Linked DNA regions of Homo sapiens: region 1 is linked to region 2. The links are chromatin contacts, found by Hi-C or POLR2A ChIA-PET in ENCODE. All regions are on one chromosome and are shown on one strand. Each heading gives the region's core, a stretch centred on a gene start or an enhancer-like site at or near the end of the contact. The rest is flanking DNA. Distances are from core to core; before and after follow the strand shown. Region 1 overlaps RALY (RALY heterogeneous nuclear ribonucleoprotein). Region 2 holds the start of ZNF341 (zinc finger protein 341).

Region 1 (2,885 bases), core at 166-2,665, 350 kb after region 2:
GATCACGGTCCCCATATATTTGCTTGCCATGGACCCTGGGCAGCAGGGAGAGAGTAGAGATTTGTCAAGAGCCCATGGTGGAGGCTGAGGCCCTGAGGCCATGAGATGCAGGCATGGGGTGAGAAACAGGCCCCTTGGAATTGGGCTGGGCCTTGGCCCAGCTTAGTCAAATCAAAAGGCTTCTATTTGGAGAGCTGAAGAGGGTGTACAGAGGAAGGGGCTAGGTCTGCAAGGAGTGCCTCATCTCCCTGAAGAGCTCTCAGTGGAACATACTTCACCCATCCATGTACCCACATCTTTCCTTGCCCAGAAGGCGAGAGCCAGCTATAACAGACCCATTTCAATACCCTGGCAAGTCATTACTGCCCTTAGCTCTTGGTGTCCCCATCTGTGAAACATGGGGGACAGCTGCTAGCCTGGATTGGAACTTGGGCAAAGTCCAAAGAATGGGATTTAGAGCTGAATGAACCTCACACTGAGGGCACAATAGCACTAGGCACTGCCCCCAGAGCCTAGTGCTATATGCCTGCTGCAGGTCCTACCCAAGCATGCTTTACTGAGGAACTCAACGTTTCAGAGCTTGAGGGTCAGGTTGATCATGGGCTTGTGACCATAGGCTTCCTTAGTATGCCAGGCTTGGAGAACCGTGAGAAAAGCAGGGAAGATACCTTCAAGGGTAGCAGGCATCAGCTCTACTCACCTTGGCCCATAAGGCTTTGCCTGGTCATGCTGGCACCGGGTCATATGCTGGACAGGGAGAACGAGAGTCCCATCCTGGAACTCCAGAAAAGCCCCTGGATGCTCCAGCCCCTGGGAAAGCACACAGCCAGGCCCTTGGGTGGGAGGTTGGCTTCTAACAGTGCATACACATGCCCTTCCTCTGAGTCGGGGCAGCAAAAACATCCATTCCGCTGCGCAACAGTTGTCATTTTTCTAACATCTGAAAACTCCAGAAGGAGATGGTGATAAATGTGGTACCGGATTCTGCCTAAAGGATCAGTCTTTAGATGTTTTCAGATTGAAAGCCTCATTTGTGATCCTCACAGCCATCTTGAAAGAATAGAGCAGCCAGTGGGTATACTGGATTGTGAGCTAAGAGGCCTGGGACTTTCCCCCTGTTGCTGCCAGCCAGGTTGATGACCCTGGGCAAGTCTTTTTCCTTACCAGGTCTCAGTTTCCTCAGCTGTAAAATGAGAGGTTGATCTGGATCAGGGATAGTAAATGGGCCTTTGTTCAGTTACTGACTGTTGTATAACAAACCACCCCCAAATTTAGTAGCCTTAATAAACATTTATTAGCTCCTGAGTGAGTGGCTTGGCAGTTTGGGCTGTGTTCAGTGTGGTGGTTCTTATCTCATCTGGGCCCTCGTGTGGCTGAAGTGAGCTGGCAGATCAGCTGGGGACTGGCTGGTCTCAGATGGCCTCGCCCGCCTGTCAGGTGGTTGGCTGGGCAACTGGGCCACACGTTCCAGCATCTAGCAGGCTGACCCAGGATTCTAGACATCATGGCTGAGTTCCAAAAACCGCAAGAGAAGACAAGCCCAGTATGCGAGTGCTCTTGAGGATATTGCTATGACGTATCTTTTGGCCAAAGTAAGTCACATGGCTAAGCCCAAATTCTTCTTAACAGGAGGAGCTTCAAAATATGGCCATATTTAAAAAATCTACCTCAGGACTCATTTCACTTGCCAACTCAGAACTTTTAGTAGCAGCTGCCTGGAGTGCCTTTTGAGGATCTGCAGCAATTTTCAGACTGTTTGGAAATACTGACATGATAGTTTGGCAGTTTCTCTTATGAGCATGGAATTCAAGTGTGGGCACGTGAGCGTCAGGTATTTGCCATCCCTGGCCAGGTTGACCCGTAAGGTCATAACCTGCCCCATAGGATGTTATATGCAGTAGGCCTGTCTGACAAGACCACAGAAATAGAGAAGGCAAAGCAGAGCAAAAGATTCTGAGCCAGGCATCCTTGGTTTTCATCCCAACCAGATCATTGATTGATTGAGGTTTTAGGCAAATCAAAATCCCTCCACCAGTAGCCAGATTCTTCATAATAAACTTCCTCCATAACAGTAAACCATTTCCTGAACACCTGCTGTTAAAAAGCACATTTTACATTTACTTAATCTCCACAACCACCCTCAGTAGGTGTAGTAAGGACTTCTGGTTACAAGTTACAGAAACTGAATTCAGTCCTGCTTAGTGGGAGGAAGTTTATTGGCTCACAAATTGTAAAGTCCAGGGATCTTCAGACATGGGGACTTGGGTTCAAAAGCTGCCATCGAGAATCCGGTTAGCCAGGCATGGTGACACGTGCCTGTAGTCCCCGCTACTTGGGGGACTACAGTGGGAGATCATTTGCACCTAGGAGGTTAATGCTGCGGTGAGCCATGATCCTGCCGCTGCACTCCAGCCTGGGTGACAAAGCGAGACCCCAACTCAAGGGGAAAAAATCTGGTTTTCGGGCAGGTTCCAAGAAGTGGTAGAGCATGGCCATAGGGCCTGTGAGAATAGAGGGACAGAGGGGAGAATCCCCAAAAGGAGAGCAAGGCTTGGCTAACAAAAACAGGCATCCACTGTGTGGTTATGTCTATTCTATAGATTTTGTAGATGAGGTTTAAAAGCATGGCCCCAAGTAAAGGTGGCATCTCTATCCTATCCTCGCCTTTATCTAAACTCTGTGACCGATCAATAGCATATGATGGTGGTGGTGCTCTGCCAGTCTCCCAGTCCCAGACTGAAGCACTAGCAGCTTCCACTTATTATCTCTTGGGACTCTAGCTCTTGGGACCCAACCACCATGCTGTGAAGCAGCCCAGGCCACACAGAGAGGCCACGTGTACATGTTCAGCTGACAGCAGTATCAAATGTCAGACATGAGAGAGG
Region 2 (2,726 bases), core at 127-2,626:
AATAACCTTTAAGATTTAATGTCGGTCTTTTTTTTTTTTTTTGAGACAGAGTCTTGCTCTGTCGCTAGGCTGGAGTCTGTGGCACGATCTCGGCTCACTGCAACCTCTGACTCCCTGGTTCAAGCAATTCTCCTGCCTCAGCCTCCCAAGTAACTGGGATTACAGGCACGTGCCACCATGCCCAGATAATTTTTATATTTTTAGTAGAGACGGGGTTTCACTAGGTTGGCCAGGATGGTCTCGAACTCCTGACCTCGTGATCCGCCTGCCTCGGCCTCCCAAAGTGCTGGGATTACAGGCATGAGCCGCCGCGCCTGGCCTAATGTCGGTCTTTCTTCCCACCTCTAACTCCATGGGAAAGGACCACCATGTCTCTAGAGCTATTACGGGACTTGGTGCATAGCAGGCCGTTAATAAGCAGTTGATGGAGGATGAATGAAGATGAGAGGGGTCTGTGTGTGTAGGGGAAGTCCCAGTGAGGAGCACCTCTCATTCTGTGAGACCTGGATAGGACCCCTCGGAGGCTGGGCTAGGAGTGGCTGGGGTGGGTGTTGGGGGTTTATGTGACAGAAATGGGGTCCCAACAAGCAGGGATGGAGGGTGAAGAGATGGAGTTACTTAAGAGATAATGGGATCCCCAGCACGGAGACCCACGCCTGTAATCCCAGTGCTTTGGGAGGCCGAGACGTGAGGATCGCTGGAGGCCAGAAGTTGACACCAGCCTGGACAAAATAGTGAGACCCTGATCTCTACAAAAAAATAAAAATAAAAATTAGTAGGACATGGTGGCGTGTGCCGGTAGTCCCCGCTACTCTGGAGGCTGAGGCGGGCTCCCAACAGGCAGAGTTGAGCAGGGTAGTAGGGGCGGGAAGTCTCTAATAGGGGATGAGGGATGGGAATCTATGTTGTACAGCCTGGAGATCCCTGTGACAGTTGGGTGGTCTGGGTGAGATGGGATAGGGGTCATGGTTTGTTGCAGAGTCGGGGTATACTGTGCTCAGCGGAAATGGGGTCCGTGCAGCAGACCTGGAGGACTCACGTGCTGTGGGAATGGGGGATTCTGTGTCAGAGCTGGGGGGTCGGGTCCGGTGAGATGGGGATGCGGATTTAGATAATAGGGATGGGAAGTTCCGCGTGTGCGGCGGATATAAGGTCGGTGTAGACTTGGTCGTTCAAGTGAGGCGGGGTCCACACTCGGTGGCCCGGTGACTGGGTTATCGAGTGGAGCCAGGGCAGCCCAGAGATGCTGGGGTCCCGCGAGCCTAGGTTGGGTTTCCAGGGCTGGGGGCTCGGCGGCGGCTCCTGGGCGCCCCCTGGCGGCCCCGACTCAACCGCCACGGCTCCCACAATGCTCGCGTAGCCGGGCTTCGGTTCCTGTGGCGGCGACGGCGGCGGCTCCAAGATGGCGCAGGCGATCTTTGAGGCCCTGGAGGGTGAGCGGCGGCGGGGCCGGCGGAGGCGGCTGTTCCGCGCTGCGCCCCCTCCCGCCGCGCCCTCGCAGCGCCCGGCCTAGGGCGCGCAGCGGCCGCGGGGCGGAGGGCGCCGGGGCTGGAACAGCCGCGGGGCGGGAGGGGCGCGGGCGGGAACAGCGCGGGAGCCGAGGCCCGGCGGGGGAGCTCCGGGGCCGGAACAGCCGGGGAGAGCCAGGCCGGCGGGGAGGGGGCTCGGGTCCGGAACAGCGCCAGCCTGGGCGGCCTTGGGCGGGCGCGGGAGGGGCTCCCTGCAGGGAACTGCGCGGGAGGCGACGGCGGGGCGGTCTGGAACAGCCGCGGCCAGGGAGGCGGCTTGGCGGCGCGCGGGGCCCGGGACGGGGGTGCGGTCGCAGCTGCGGGCAGGAGGGCCTCGGCGGCCTGACCACGAAGAACTTCTGCGGAGCGGACTGTATGCCTCGTGCTAGGACGTAGTCTCAAAATCAGACCACAGCAGCAGAGGCGCCACCTGTGTGCACAGCCTGGACTCAGAGCTTAGGGACCCAAGCCAGCAAACACCTGGCGCCTGCAGTGCGCACCGTGGCCGGTGCAGTTTTACAAATTAAACTGACACCGTGGGTGCTGGCGCGGTGTGCCCGGCCGGGACGCGGTGTTCCCAGACCCAGGCCAGCAAACGCTGGGTGCCGACAGACTGTTCCGTGCTCTGCAAGAACCTGGGATGGGGTTGGTGCTCAGGCTCAAAACTGTGGGCTTTGGAGACAGCAAACACTGAGCACCTCCATGTGTGCATCTGCTGGGCGTCGGGGAGGAAGGGCAGCCTTAGCGACTCGGGGCCATGGCGCAGAATAGATATTGTGGGAAATACAGACCAAGAATGGTCTTGGAGGAGTGGGATGAGATGAGTATACAGATAGGGTGCAAACTCGAAGTACTGGACTGGCGGGATGAAGCTGAAGCTTTGAGTCCTGCAGCTTCCTAGGAGATCTCAGCCACTCCCTGCACTTTTTAATTTTTTGAGACGGAGTCTCACTCTGTCGCCCAGGCTGGAGTGCAGTGGCGCGATCTCGGCTCACTGCAACCTCCCCCTCCCAGGTTTGAGCGATTCTCGTGCCTCCGCCTCCTGAGTAGCTGGGACTATAGGCGTGCACCACCACACCCGGCTAATTTCCTTTTTTTTTTTTTTTTTTGAGACAGAGTCTTGCTCTGTTGCCCAGGCTGGAGTGCAGTGGAGCGATCTCGGCTCACTGCAACCTCCGCTTCCCGGGGTTCACGCCATTCTTCTGCTTCTTCTGCCTC

The links. Hi-C counts contacts between places; a loop is a spot of excess contacts on that map. ChIA-PET counts read pairs that join two places held with the same protein, here RNA polymerase II (POLR2A). Pooled maps may share reads with other maps.
Region 1: a loop to region 2 is called in a pooled map, with 2.1 times the contacts of the local background. The contact joins the enhancer-like site here to the promoter of ZNF341 in region 2. A Hi-C loop is called at or near these places in 2 of 168 maps with a recorded cell type or tissue (chondrocyte and endothelial cell of umbilical vein), 1 of 37 single-sample maps with no recorded cell type and 5 of 50 pooled maps. POLR2A ChIA-PET finds 5 or more read pairs at or near these places in 5 of 52 experiments (MCF 10A, OCI-LY7, Panc1 and 2 more).

Annotation. Positions count from the first base shown.
Region 1 is chr20:34,081,881-34,084,765 of GRCh38, forward strand. RALY (RALY heterogeneous nuclear ribonucleoprotein) reads left to right here. Exons shown (of 10, transcript NM_016732.3): 10 at 1-2,885. Among named protein-coding and RNA genes, the nearest start is that of EIF2S2, 29 kb to the right of the region's middle. Within about 2 kb of position 1,416, at least 20 of the 41 ENCODE cell types and tissues checked have a DNase peak (open chromatin) inside an H3K27ac peak, as active enhancers do; they include OCI-LY7, where a contact is called at or near this core.
Region 2 is chr20:33,730,620-33,733,345 of GRCh38, forward strand. ZNF341 (zinc finger protein 341) reads left to right here and starts at 1,377. Exons shown (of 15, transcript NM_001282933.2): 1 at 1,377-1,433. The coding sequence starts at 1,403. LOC124904890 (a long non-coding RNA gene) reads right to left here and starts at 1,364. Exons shown (of 2, transcript XR_007067569.1): 1 at 1,027-1,364. RefSeq lists enhancers at 948-1,007, 1,018-1,077 and a silencer at 1,188-1,897.